Linked DNA regions of Homo sapiens: regions 2 and 3 are each linked to region 1. Evidence: chromatin loops called from intact Hi-C (ENCODE). Cell type or tissue: PC-3. All regions are shown on one strand.

Region 1 (5,000 bases):
CGAGTGGATAAAGAAAATGTGGTATGTATGTATATGTATATATACACACCATGGAATACTACTCAGCCATAAAAAGGAGTGAAATAATGGCATTTACAGCAAGCTGGATGGAATTGGAGACTATTATTCTAAGTGAAGTAACTGAGGAATGAAAAACCAAACATCACATGTTCTTACTTATAAGTGGGAATTAAACTATGAGGATGCAAAGGCATAAGAATGATACATTGGACTTTGGGGACTTGAGAAAAAGCAGGAAGGGGGTGAGGGATAAAAGACTACACATTTGGTACAGTGTACACTGCTTGGTTGGTGGGTGCACCAAAATCTCAGAAATCACCACCAAAAGACTTATTCATGTAACCAAACACCACCTGCTGCCTAAAACCTCTTGAAATAAAATATAAAGTTTGAAAAAAGAAAATAAATAAATAAAATGATAATTCCTCACTATCATCAAATATTTGGTCAGTTTGCCCTTCCCCATGAATCTCATAATGATTTGAAATCTTCTTAACACAAAGAGCTGATAAATGTTTGTGGTGACAGACATCTCGATTATCCTGATTTGATCATTACGCATTGTATGCATGTATCAAAATATCACATGCACCACATAAAAATGTACAATTATTATGCACCAATACAAACAAACAACAAAAAAAAAGAAATGCTCTAGGAACTGGAGATACAGAGATGAGTAATGCACGGCCCTCGCCCTCAAGGAGTTAATCATCTAGTAAATAGAACAATCATATATCAGAAGATTACAATTTGGTAAGCGCAACAGTGCATCATGGAGTGCAGAGGAATTGATGTCTGAGATAAGTTTTAAAGGATGGTTAGGCATTGAGAGAGAGTGGGGTTGGAAAAGGCCATGGTGGCCAGAGGGAAAGGCATGAAGAAAGGTACAGAGGAAAGAGATATATGAAAAATAAATAAATAAATAAATAAAAGTATTACTAAAATATGTTAATGATCATCTGAGTCTTCGTGGAGTCCTAACCCTTTGGCTGGCAGAGCCTTAACTCAATTTTGATGGCTGCTGACTGATAAGGGCTGTAGTTGCCAAAGGCTTTGCCATTCCATATATAGAGCATAAGCAGAAGAAATGTAGCATAATTCTTAAGGGCCCTAGAATTTTGGAATGTTAAATGATCATTTGCTTCACCAGCTGCATTAACCATGAACAAGAGAGTCAACTTGTCCTTTGAAGCTTTGAATCCAGGAATTTACTTATCCTTTCTAGCTATGAAAGTCTTAGATGGCATCTTCTTCCAATAAAAGGCTGTTCTATCTACATGGACAATCTGTTGTTTAGTGCAGCCACCTTTGTTAATTATCTTAGCTAATCACATGGTAACTTGCTGCAGATTTTCCATCAGCACTTTCTGCTTCCTCTTGCACGTTTATGTTATGAAGCCAATTTATTTCCTTATATCTCATGAACCAACCTCTGCCAGTTTAAACTTTTCTTCTGCAGCTTCCTCGCCTCTCTTAGTGTTCAAAGAATTGAAGAGAACTAGGGCTTTGCTCTGGATTAGGCTTTGACTTGAGAAAATACAGGTAGTTTGATCTTCTATCCAGACCACTAAATCTATCTCTGTTTCAGCAATATGGCTATTTGGCTTTCTTATCGTTTGTACGTTTATGGAAGTGGCAATTTTAATTTTGTCCAATAACTTTTTCTCTGCATTCACCACTTAGGTGTTTGGCACAAGAGACCTAACTTTCCGTTTATCTCAGCTTTTGACATGTCTTCCTCACTAAGCTTAATCATTTCTAGCTTTTGATTTAAAGTGAGTAATGTGCCACTCTTCCTTTCACTTGAACACTATAGGCCATTGTAGGGTAATTAATTGGTCTAATTTCCCTATTGTTGTGTCTCAGGTTACAGGGAGGACTGAGGAGAGGGAGAGAGATGAGAAGATGGCTGGTTAGTAGAACGATAAGGACACATGCAACATTTATCAATTAAGCTCACCATCTTATTGGCATGTGGTTCACGGTGTCCCAAAATGATTACAATAATAATTTCAAAGATTACTGATTATAGATCACCATAACAGATAAAATAATAGTGAAAAAGTTTGAAATATTGCCAGAATTATCCAAATGTGACAGACACCAAATGAGTACAAGCCGTTGGAAAAAAATGGCACCAACAGAATTGCTAAATTTAGATGGTTGTCACAAACCTTCACTTTGTGAAAAAAAAAAAAAAAGCAATATCTTTGAGGTACAATAAAGTGAAGTGCAATAAAACAAGCCATGCCTTTATCTAGACCCTGAAGGCCGTGGCTTCACTGGAGAATATGAAACAGTTTCTGAAATAAAAATTCACAGGCAACGTTTTCATTTAAAGGCATGACAAATGCAGGTTTTAGTGATAGTGATCCATTGGGTAGTACTCCTAAATACCTAAATACTCTTCGAGAACACCTCACACATTGTAACTGCTAGGTAAGTAATTGGTAACTGATTATAGATTTTTTTTTTCTTCCAAAGAAAGGATACTGTAGTGCACTTACAGCTGCCAGTCTCTCCTCTTATCCTTAGAACTCTACTCACAGGCAGAAAACACAATCAAGGAGCTAAAGTTATTGGTTAGAGATGCTATCAAAAGGAGCATCTCTAAGTCATTGGAAGTGACTTGTAATTATCACCAATGTCCACGAGGTGGCAAACAGCCGTGGATCCTGGTCCAACTGGGTCAGCTGCCTATTCAGGCTACTGTCTCCTCAGTGAAAAGGTCTTAGAAATTCTCGTACGTTGCCTCGTTGTTCTCATTAGTTTCAAAGAACTTCTTGGTTTCTGCCTCAATTTTATTATTTACCCAGGAGTCATTCAGGAGCAGATTGTTCAATTTCCATGAAGTTGTGTGGTTTTGTGTGAGTTTCTTAATCCTAAGTTTCAATTTGATTGTACTGTGGTCTGAGAGATGGTTTGCTTTGATTTCAGTTCTTTTGCATTTGCTGAGGAGTATTTTACTTCCAATTATGTGGTCGATTTTAGAATAAGTGCCATGTGGACTTGAGAAGAATGTATATTATGTTGATTTGGGGTAGAGAGTTCTGTAGATGTCTACTAGGTCCACTTGATCCAGAGCTGAGTTCAAGTCCTGAATATCCTTGTTAACTTTCTGTCTCATAGATCAGTCTAATACTGACAGTGGGGTGATAAACTCTCCCACTATTACTGTGTGGGAGTCTAAGTCTCTTTAGAGGTCTCTAAGAACTTGTTTTATGAATCTGCATACTCCTCTATTGGGTGCATGTCTACTTAGAATAGTTAACTCTTCTGGTTGAATCATTCCCTTTACCTTTATGGAATGCCCTTCTTTGTCTTTTTTGATTTTTGTTGGTTTAATGTCTGTTTTGTCAGAGGCTAGGTTTGCAACCCCTGGGGTTTTTTTTATTATTATTTTTTATTTTTATTTTTTGCTTTCCATTTGCTTCGTAAATTTTCCTCCATCCCTTTATTTTGAGTCTGTGTGTGTCTTTACACATAAGATGGGACTGCTGATTACAGCACACTATGGGTCTTGACTCCTTATCCAATTTGCCAGTCTGTGTCTTTTAATTGGGGCATTTAGCCCATTTACATTTAAGGTTAGTATTGTTATGTATGAATTTGATTCTGTCATCATGATGCTATTTGGTTATTTTGCACACTAGTTGATGCAGTTTCTTCATAGTGTCATTGGTCTTTATATTTTGGTGTGTTTTTGCAGTTGCTGGTACTGGTTTTTCCTTTCCATATTTAGTACTTCTTTCAGGAGCTCTTGCAGGGAAGGCCTGGTGGTGACAAAATCTGTCAGTATTTGCTTGTTTGTGGCAGCACAATTTTCAACTGCATTTTTTAGTAATACTTTTAAGGTATATAAACTGTCTTTTAGACATAATGCTGCTCCACACTTAATGGAATACACTATAGTCTAAACATTACACATTATGGTGTAAATTTGGATTGGGAAAACAAAAAAAATTACATAACTTTCTTTATCGTGGTGCTCTGAAACAAAACCCATATTATCTCTGTCATTTGCCTGTCTCTCCATTTTCTTAAACAGACCCTGGTAGCCTCCTTTTGACTGAGCCCCTCTCCATGTCTCCATTGCTTCAAGTCACCTGCAACTCCTCCTGTAGTTGTTTCTTAATATATTTATTTTATTTTTTCTTTAGGAAGTGTTGAGGAGATAGGGGAGGTTTAAGCTGGAAAGCTATGGATTCTAAAGTTCTTATAAAAAATTGTTGTTCTGGACTCTCCTTGGAAGTTCACATTTATCTTTTCCAATCTCTTTTATTGTGTGATAAACTATTCTTTTCAAAGTATTTTTTAAAAATCTCAAATAAAAATCAACTGCAAGTGAAGCTGTTTGAGATCATCCATAAATGCGTTTGTGTGGCGGACAGAAACTCATATGCTGGATTTGGCCAAGCCTGTATTCAAATCCCACCTCCAATACCTGTGGTCCCTGACACCTGACATCTGGCCTCGCTTCGAGTGTGCTTTTTCCTCCCAACCAATATGGGAGTAAACCTGAGGGAATAGTATGTTCTCATTTCACATTTGACTCTTGTGACTTTAGAGCAAAATATTTAAAGGGAAAGAAAATGCGAGAGCTTTATTTTTGCAAATATAAAGAAGGTATGACATCACACCTCCCAAGACATTTTCTTTTTTTTAGAGGAAAAAAAAATAAACAGGATACATGTGTAGAATGTGCAGGTTTGTTACATAGGTACATGTGTGCCATGGTGGTTTGCTGCACCTATTGATCTGTCCTCTAAGTTAACTCCCCTCACCCTTCACCCCCAAACAGGCCCTGGTGTGTGTTGTCCCCCTCTCTGTGTCCATGTGTTGTAGTAAAATGGTATGGATTACTTACCTGTATAGTGAAGATTATTGGAGAACTACTAATTTTAATTCTTCTTCAATGAGCACTGATTAAGAGCCAGATTCTGTGCTAAGTGATTTGTGGCAATATCTCCCTTCTC
Region 2 (5,000 bases), 1.0 Mb after region 1:
CAACCTGTGATTCCTTACTTCCCTTTGTAAAAACTGAGTTAGATTCCGTTTCCATGAAAGCCATCATTTTATCTACACGACTTTGAAAGTGTAAGCATCCTAATGTTACAACTCGAAGAGAGAGTAATACTAATCTCTTAAGAAATATTACAAATGTAACATGTTATCTCCAGGAAGAAGAATTTGAGATATTTGATAGTTTCAAGAGGTAAGTAAACACACATATGCACATACACACAAACGCACACACACACACACATGATGGGAGTACTTCGGAGCCATGTGACTTTGGACTTATGTCCCAAATAAGAGAGGTAAACTTTTGGTTTAGTACAATGCCTATCTTAAAGTAAATCTTCAGTAAATGGTATACATTATAAATTCATAGGTGAATACAGTTATGTTTAATTACTTCCCATAAGAAAGTAAGCTGATATAATAAGGAGATGTTTAACATGTACCTTAATATCTGATAGCTTTGGTGTTCATTAATAAACTCCTTCTTGGATGATTATTAAGAAAATTTCAGGCCAGGACCAGTGGCTCACCCCTGTAATCCCAGCACTTTGGGAGGCCAAGCTGGGTGAATCACTTGAGGTCAGGAGTTCGAGACCAGACTAGCCAACATGGTGAAACCCCCTCTTTACTAAAAAAAAAAAGAGCAGAGCCTGGCAGCATGTGCATGTAATCCCAGCTACTCCAGAGGCTGAGGCAGGAGAATTGCTTGAACCCTCTGAACCCTGGAGGCAGAGGTTGCAGTGAGTCCAGATCACGCCACTGTCCAGTCTGGGTGACAGAGTGAGACTCTGTCTCAAAAACAGAAAATTTCATGAGACAATGTATAGAGCACACCAAGTTCTTGGCCTGGTACTTCTTCAAAAACTATTCATGATTCCACTGTGACACCCTCAGATCATCTAATTTCTACAGTCTTTGAGGAACTCTGTAAAGGAAAAGGAGAATGAACATTAATGTTGAAAATATATTAACAAAAACAAAGAGCTATTGATACATGCAACAACATAAATGAATCGCGTAAGTATTATGCTAAGTGAGAGAAACCAGACCAAAATCCCATCCCTTTACGTGAGATTCTAGGAAAAGGTAAATTTATGTATACAAAAATTGATGTGTTTTTCAAAAATCAGAGTGTAGGGGGAAGGGAGTTTATGCAAATGGAAGTAGAGAATTTTCAGGCTTATGGAAATATTCTATGGCATGTTTGTGGAGATATTCATTTGTCTAAACCCACTAAAATGTTCACTTAAAATTAATAAATTTTATTGCATGTAAATTAGACCCAAATAAAGCTAATAAAAAAAATCACATGTGATTTGGTCCTGTCTCCTTGAGCCATGTGTAAACACATCTTCTAAAAGTTTCCTTTCTTGTTTTGTCTGTGCATAGTGAAGTTTACATGAAAATCTTGTTTAGGTGCGATTAGTTTACTATCAGCTGCCCTGTGGATTTTATTAATCTTGATATGATCTTGAGCAACTAACTTTTTTTAAGACTCTTGATTTCTTAAAATGGCGAAACTAAAAAAGTGGATTTTATTAATTCTTGGAATGCTGACCTTCTACTATCAATGAACATATTAAGAACAAAGCTCACTAAACATAACTAACATTTTTCTTACTAAAGTTGGCTATTTTGTCAATAAAGAAAAGATATATTCAAGTGGATCAAAGGATACATCCATGTGAGTCAGTTCCTTCAGAATACTTGCTGGTTGTGTGAATGTGTGTTTCATTTTGTTTGTTTTCTTGTTTTATTTTGATTTTCAGATGACTAATGTTTTCTGTATGATTTCACCAAAATGACTAAAATAGAGATTCTGTAATGAATTTTAAAACAAGGGAGTAACCCCACCACTTAATGTGACGACACTGCTTTTAAATTGAAAGGCTCTTTCCATATAAGTTTTCTTTCCTTTTGTGAGGCAAGCATTCCCCTAGCTGGTTATTAGTAGCAACTGTCTTTGGCTTGATCCCAGGTGCACAAGAGAGATGATGACTCAGTCTGACAACATTTCCATTTCCTTGGTAAGGATCACTTATGAAGTGCCTTTAATCATTTATGAGTACGTTTCATTTGCTGTTTGCTGCAAACAGCTTGACTGTGCTGAGTTTGACAGCTTTCCGACATTCTGCAAACAGCTGCAATAATAGCCTTGACAATGTCATTTACAAATGAGGCACATGCAATATGAACAAAGCAACTGATACACTCTAAGTAATATGGTAATGGAATGGCAAGTGGTGTGGAAAGCAAGATAGAAATGATATTGTATCACCCTGTAGGAGAGGTGAGTTCCTGCACAGAGGAAAGAATTGCTAAAATGCATGCTTTTAATCATGTAAATACCATCGCCATGAAATTTTCTGAAATAACGGCTCTGGATAGTGTGGGATACTTTACCTTTCCCTATTACCTCTGAAGTCTATTCCTGCTGTTGACTACAAACCTTCCACATTATATTTTCTTATTTAACCAAATTTTGAGCTTCCTGAAAGTGAGTCCATAACTTATTCTATTCCAATGCCTAGCATAGTGTTTTATACTTATCTTATAGCTAATACATCTCTAATTAAATCTGTACTGTCCTTTCTCCATTTAGATCAACCAATACATTTTTAAAAATATATACACATATATAAATTTCTTAAATGTGATACATATATGTATGCATACGTATATACAAATGCATATATATGTTTATATTTTGAAATACAAATGTATTATGTATTATTGTGTGATCCTAGCTGACAAGTCTGAGATTTGATGCACATAGTCTCTTTTGCTTAACATTAGCAAATTTGAAAGAAGATTCATAAATTATTTTAAATCATGAAGTCTGAAGGATCAGCCCTCACCACTCATATTGGTTATATAGGAGAAAAACTATGAAACATTTGCATTCCTTCATCAGGAATTCTTTTTAAATATGTCTTTTAAAGAGTAGTTTTAGATTCACAGCGATATCTAAAGGAAAATCTAGAGATTTTTTATACACCACCTACCTACCCTCATATTCGCACAGCCTCGCTAACTATAAATATTCTGCACTGGAGTGTTTATTTATTACAGTAAATGAACCTATATTGACACTCCGTTATCACCTAAAGTCTGTAGTTTACATTAGAGTTTGCTCTTGGCTTGCACATTTTATGGGTTTTGACAAATGTCTAGTGACATCTATGTACAGTGCAATATTATACAGAGTAGTTTCACAACCCTAAAATCCTCTACGCTCCTCTCGTTCATCTCTCATTCCCCCGACCTCTGGCAACCACTGATCCTTTTGTCATTTCTGTAATTTGCCTTTTTACACAGTTGGAATCGTATCATATGTACCCTTTCCATGTAGGCTTTTCACTCAGTAAAATACATTTAAGTTTCATCCATGTCTTTTCATGGCTTGCAAGCTCATTTCTTAAGCGCTGAATAGTATTTCATTGCCTAGATATATACAGTGTATTTATCTATTCACCTACTGAAGGAAATTTTGGTTGCTTTCCCATTTGGGCCATTATGAATAAAGCTGCAATACATATCTCTGTGCAGGTTTTTGTGTGGACATAAGTCTTTGATTCCTTTGGATAAATACCTAGGAGCACAATTGCTGTATCAATTAGTGTAGTAAGTATCATGCATTTTAAATATCATCATAGCCATGTTATTTCCCCCTATGATTTACGTTTTCTGCTTCATGTGATGAATTTGAAGGCTGTGTTTTGTAAAAGCTAGTGTTTGATAATATTGAATTAAATTAACCAAGTCAGCTTTTACCTTATTATGAAAATACATTTCCAGTATCTGTTATATTGACACCTTTTGACTCTGTAGTTCCACTTGGAAGTTTATTCCCAAGAAATACATGTATAAAGACAGTTCTTTGGAACAATTTATTACAAGAGTATATATAATAACTGAAAACAGAAAACAATATTAAAAATTACAATGGTTTAATAAATGATGATATGTCGATATATAAAATGTTTGAATACTTTGAAGACCACATACTCTGCTGCTATTTTAGTAACAGTATAAAATTTTCTGAAGTGCAATATTTTGTACAATGTTTCATCTTATTACTCTATCATTATGTGTAATTATTGTTGTGAATTATTTCCTTATTAACAATACTGTTTACTGAACGCTTACTTTGTACCAGGTAGTCACCTAGGACTTTCAATATACTCCTTATTGAATGCTCATAGAAATTCTATGAGGCAGGTACAGTATTCCTATTTTACAGAAAAGAAATTTGAGGTATTGGGTGTTAAGTAGCTTTTCCAATGTTATACATTTATTAGCCAGGGGACCTGGGATATAAACTCAGAACACTTGACTCAATTGCTCTCCTTCTACACCACCTATAAATTCATTACCTTGTAATGAGTCTTGGATGCTGTCACAAGAGATATTTTAAATAAGACAGGATCAAAATAAATAAATATTTGTCTTGATGACAGGAGTGTATGCAAAATATCTAAAACACAATAATCAGTGAAAATTAAATTGGTCCTAAACGCCGTATACACCGTGTTTATATAATAACATATATGAATAGGAATTAAAACTAGATTATGCAGAAAAAAGGAAAACTCCTTTCTTAGAAATGTGCCAAAATTGGCCTTTTTTAATTCAATTTACTCCTTAAGTTATTCTATCATCTGTTCAATGAAAAGTAATATAGGATCTCTCATGCCCAATTAATAGAAATTTCTGACAACAAAATATGTGGATACTATTGCAATTCTAAAGAAATTATTTCTGATTTTCACATAAGTTAGAAAAAGTATTCTCATGGGTCTTAGGAGTGTGTTTTTTATTTTTCTAGATTTTCTATTTTTAATTTCCTAAATTCTTCAGTCAGCTCAGTTGGCAGGATAGGATGAAGCAGCTTGGACAGGGGGTGTCTACCTGGCTCATCAGGCCATCTCCAGCACTGCATAAAACAGCATACATTCAGCTTCAAATAGAAGTTTTATACA
Region 3 (5,000 bases), 480 kb after region 1:
AACTTCTCTAGTATATTAAAATTAAAAAGTAGATTTTTTTCTATTTTTTATATAGCACTAAGAGAAAAAAGTTTTTGTTTTTGTTTTCATTTTTACCAGAGACAATTACTTTCAACAGTCAAACAGGGATAAAAAGAGTTCTTTTCAAACACTTTAGTCTCTCAAATAAAAGTGTTGCCAGGGGCTCATTGAGAGATCTCATAGCAGCAATCCTGCATTCACCAAAAACTTTTGTTTCCAAAGAGAAACAGAACATGAAGTTTCAACACATCATTGTGATATGATTACCTCAAAAGTTTTCAAAAAGATTGAGAGTCTGCAAAATTAAAGGCTCCGGGAAAAAAAAATATAATGCTATTATGAAAGAAAAATCAGGACAAATGAGAGTAAGTGAAGATAATGATGTTCTGATTCTGTTGACATCATATCAGTCCATGGTGACTGCATTAGTTTCCTGTTGCTATTTTGACAAATCAATGCTAATTCAGTGGCTTGAATCAACACCAATTTTACATGTCAGAATGTCAACATCAGCTTTACTAGGCTAAGACGAAAGTGTCTGCCAGGACTGTGTTGCTTCTCGAGATTATGGAGAAAATCTTGCTCCCTCACCTACACTTTGTTCTAGAGGCTGCTTGCAGACCATGATTTGGGGTGCTGTTCCACCACCTTCAAAATCTGTTATGCTGCTGTAGAATCCAAGGAAAATCTTCCTCCTTGCCCTCTCGAGGTTCACCGAAAAATCAACTGACAGCGGCAGATTAATAAGGGAAATGGCATACCAAATTATTAAACGTGCACATCGGGGAGAGCCACAGTTATTAGCCCAATGCCCCAGTGGAGTTCAGAAGCTTATATGCCATCTTGCGGTGACAGAAAGAATGGGAACTTGGATCCTGGCAAAAACGGTTATGGGAGCGGGAGAAGAGGAGGACTGGCTAGCAAAGGTGGTCTTGATATGTAAATGAACCCTGACAGGTAGCAGCTCTCAGAGAGAAGGATTGGAAAATGTTTCTTTCAGACCTTTAGAGGTGTTAGACTCTCAGTTAATCTTCCCTAGTTCTGGACAAGGGAAGGCCTCAGAGAAAGCACGTCTGCATCAATGCAGATTCTCTACAGATGCAAATCTCCCCCACAAAAGACAGCTCAGCAGGGCTACTTCTGTCTGCAGGCCTTCTGAATAGTCCTCACAAAATATGTCAAAGAAGTATATTTGGGGTATACTTCTTTATTTTATAATTTTTGATATTCTAATCAAAATTAAAATATTTTGATTTCATTCAATGCTATCTCCATGAACCTGCTCTGTTGGCACATCTATCTCTGATCAATCAGGAAAGGTTCTCGACTCTTAAGGATTCTTGTGATTAGATTGGGCCTACCCAGATAGCCCAGGATAACCTCCTCATCTCCAGGCCCTTCGCCTTACTCACATCTGTAAAGTCCCTTTTGCCACATAAGGTAACATATTCACAAATGCCAGGGATTAGAACCTGGACATCTTTGGGGGTCATTATTCTCCCTACCACAGTGCCATCACCACCATATTTTTTTATTTAACCCCATATTGGTTTTACAACCTCCACTTATTATTATTTTTATTGTCCATCAGGAGCTAAAGGGTAATCTTTTTTATGTAATTCAGACATACATTCACTTATGACACATATTTACTTATTAAACATTCAATAAATAATGTATTCCAAAACTCCCTTTATACACTTCCACTGCACTAAGCAACTCTCATTCATTTATGTATTTATTTAATTGTAGCTGTCTCCCCAGCTAGGATCTAGAGAGTACAATCTGTTTCTATCACTTAGGGTTTTATCCTCAGTGGCTAAAACAATATTTAGCATAAAATCTTTACAAATAAATATTTGTTAAAAAAAGGAATGGATAAGCAAATGTTTATTGTGTAGTAACTATTTGCCAGGGCTCAATGCTTGTGTACATAAAGGCATGCAGGTGGAAAGACCATCAGAGGAAGAGGCAGTATGGATATGCAGATGTTGCTGCTCTAGAAGTTATGTTCAGAAAGTCAGCATGATTTATTCTTTCTGCCCACAGTCACTTTGTCACCACTGGTCAACAATCACCACATTCAATATAGGAGGGCAAAACTAACTTCTGGAACCCAAAAGTAAATGCAAAGAATTTTCAACATTAGCAAATACAGGATTCTAGTTCTAAGTTTGCCATTTAGCCATCATGTCACCTTGCCTATGAGTTAGAGGCTAAGCATTCTGGAAATGGATGCAGTCTGTAACCACAGAACTGGAACTATCTAAGAGATTCCTGACCTTTACTCCTTTTGAGGGATGAATTCTGTTACATGGGGCACAGTGAATCAGCTCTCTGATCAGCCCTGACATTGTCTCCTAGCAGAACACAGCAGTGAGGTCATTCCACTTCAAGATCAGAAAGGCATAAATAGCCATGCCACGACCCAAGCCTGAGAGGAAAGAAGTTAAAGAATATGAGCTCAGGCAGATGATACAACAATTGTCATTCCCCCAGGGGCATAATCTTTCTCTGGATTGTGCATCTGTCTGTGCACATAATTTATGTGTGTACCTGTATCCTGTGGATAATAAAACTTTATTTTGTATGACATCTCTCATACTGCACTCCTAAATATTTAATAGAGTTAAATAATGCAGTTACTGAGAAGAGTAATAGGAGGCAGCAGGGGAAAATTAAAAGGCAGCAACAAACATTAAGAGTTATGCTTTGGAAAGAGTCTAAGAATGATTTCTTCTTATTTCCACTGACTTCCCAGAAAGCAATCCTGAAGCCAGAGTGAATCAAAATTAGTAATAATCTAAGAATATGAAGAAGATTTCTGCAGGATCACTCTGTCTCTAACAACCCATATGACCTTGGATAGGACACTTAAGCCATCTGAGCCCTAATTCCACTGGAAAGTGGAACAATACATATCTCAGTAGCAGTTGTCAGGTTAAAAAACTGGCTAAGATATGTAAAATGACAGTGAAGTGTGTATTACACTAAACAAATTTCTTTACTGGCAAAAGGAAATTAGATGAGGAGAACAGAATGAGATACACACGAAAGATATGAAGAGACCAGCGTGACAGGTTTAGAGATTAGCAAGCAGCAGATTAAGATCAATTCACGTGGCCACAAAGCAGAAATCCAGTTCCAAAGGACTTGAGAGTCAATTGGTGAAGCAAGTAGCTGGAAGGCAGGCCATCGGCCACCAGCATGTACTGTGGTCAATCAGTGGATAAGCTCCCGTTGTTCTCTGCAGCCATTCTTTTCTTTTTTTTTTTTTTTTTTTTAGATGAAGTTTTGCTCTTGTTGCCCAGGCTGGAGTGCAATGGCGCGATCTTGGCTCACTGCAACCTCGGTCTCCCGGGTTCAAATGATTCTCCTGTCTCAGCCTCCCGAGTAGCTGGGATTACAGGCATGCACAACCATGCCTGGCTAATTAATCATTTTTAGTAGAGATGGGGTTTCTCCAGGTTGGTCAGGCTGGTCTTGCACTCCCAACCTCAGGTGATCCACCCACCTCGGCCTCCCAAAGTGTTGGGATTACAGGCATGAGTCACTGTGCCCGGCCATGCAGCCTTTATTTTCTACTATTGCCCAATGGCATTTTAATGATAGAATAACATATCTCTTTACTATTCTTATTGATTTTCCCACCAACCTAATTAATTCACATCATCTCAACTCTAAGCATGTAGCTTTTGACTGGCTGGTAGTCCTCTTATTCCAGTTGACTCTCTACAAGCACATGTTTGAATTGCAGAGATCCACCTATAGGTGGCTTTTCTTCCATCTCTGCCACCCCTGAGACAGTGAGACCAAACCCTCCTCTTCCTCCTCCTCCTCCAACTACTCACCATGGAGATGGTAAAGATGAGGACCTTTATGACCACTTCCACTTAATGAATAGTAAATATATTTTCTCTTCCTTATAATTTCCTTAATAACATTTTCTTCTCTCTAGCTTATGCTAGCGTAAGAATGTAATACATGTAACATACAAAATATGAATTAATTGACTGTTTATGTTGTCAGTAGGCTTCTGATCAACAGTAGGCTATTAGTAGTTCAGTTTTTGAGATGTCAAAATTTATAAGTGGATTTTTGACTGCATTGGTGGGGTGACGGTTCCCCAACTTCTGCATTATTTAAAAGTCAACTCTGCATACTATTTCTTTTTGTTTTTAATACTTTAAGTTTTAGGGTACATGTGCACATATTATTTCTTAAAAATAGAAATTACTTCTTACATTTGTGGCCAAAACCTATCCCTTTTAGGCTCACATTGGTATCACCTTCTCTAGAAAGCTTCCCTTTCCTCATATAAAGACGCTTTTTGTCCTTAATTATATAATCCTCGGTTTTCTGTGGTGTCTAGTCCAGCTGCAGCAGCATCCGATGGAATTTATTATAGTGTAAATACCTAAGGGCCAACTCAGACCTACATAAAATAATCAGATCCTAATCTTCTAGGATGGAACATAGATGAAGAGCCAAGAAGGAAGGTGCTGGATCTTGCAGCCATGAAAATGTTTTTTTCTGATCATACTCTTTCCCACTGAACACCGGTTTTCAAACTCAGTTTACACCAGAATCATCATGAAATATGTCGTAGAATCTTAGCTCTTATTTATACCAATTAGTCTATGGAAAAATTGGTTTCATTATACATCGTTTCGCTTAAAGTCTCATTTTTCAAGAACTTATCAATGACATTGAGGACTTACTGTATTCAATATGAATGATATTATATCCTATGTATTCTATTGTGTTGGGCAGGCTCCTTTAACCTAATACAATATTTTTGATATTAATGTTTTTGATTAATATGGTAGACTTTTTCAAATTGCTATCAAGTATTCAATTGTATGGCTGTAACACAATTTGTTTATCCATTCACAAGTTGAAGGACTTTATTTTCCAGCTGGAGGCTGTTATGATTAAACTTGCTAGAAAATTGGTATATATTTTTTAAATGTTTGAAT

The links. Hi-C counts contacts between places; a loop is a spot of excess contacts. Peaks named below come from ENCODE experiments on the same cell type or tissue, not always from the same donor. Only the 100,000 strongest peaks of a DNase experiment are listed, where the experiment ranks them.
Region 2: it touches region 1 in a loop (5-fold over the local background); 2 of 110 quality-filtered maps call a loop at or near these places.
Region 3: a loop joins it to region 1, with 2.6 times the contacts of the local background. A loop is called at or near these places in 5 of 110 quality-filtered maps.

The regions. Positions count from the first base shown.
Region 1 is chr2:123,991,597-123,996,596 of GRCh38, reverse strand. No RefSeq gene overlaps it. Among named protein-coding and RNA genes, the nearest start is that of CNTNAP5-DT, 31 kb to the left of the region's middle. In PC-3, a CTCF peak has its summit at 2,655 (motif pointing right); a DNase peak (open chromatin) is centred at 2,686.
Region 2 is chr2:122,958,209-122,963,208 of GRCh38, reverse strand. No RefSeq gene overlaps it. Among named protein-coding and RNA genes, the nearest start is that of LINC01826, 110 kb to the left of the region's middle. In PC-3, a CTCF peak has its summit at 1,984; a DNase peak (open chromatin) is centred at 1,968; H3K4me3 peaks cover 1,268 bases; H3K27ac peaks cover 1,739 bases.
Region 3 is chr2:123,510,898-123,515,897 of GRCh38, reverse strand. No RefSeq gene overlaps it. Among named protein-coding and RNA genes, the nearest start is that of LINC01826, 440 kb to the right of the region's middle. In PC-3, no CTCF peak of the experiment used is centred here; a DNase peak (open chromatin) is centred at 2,357.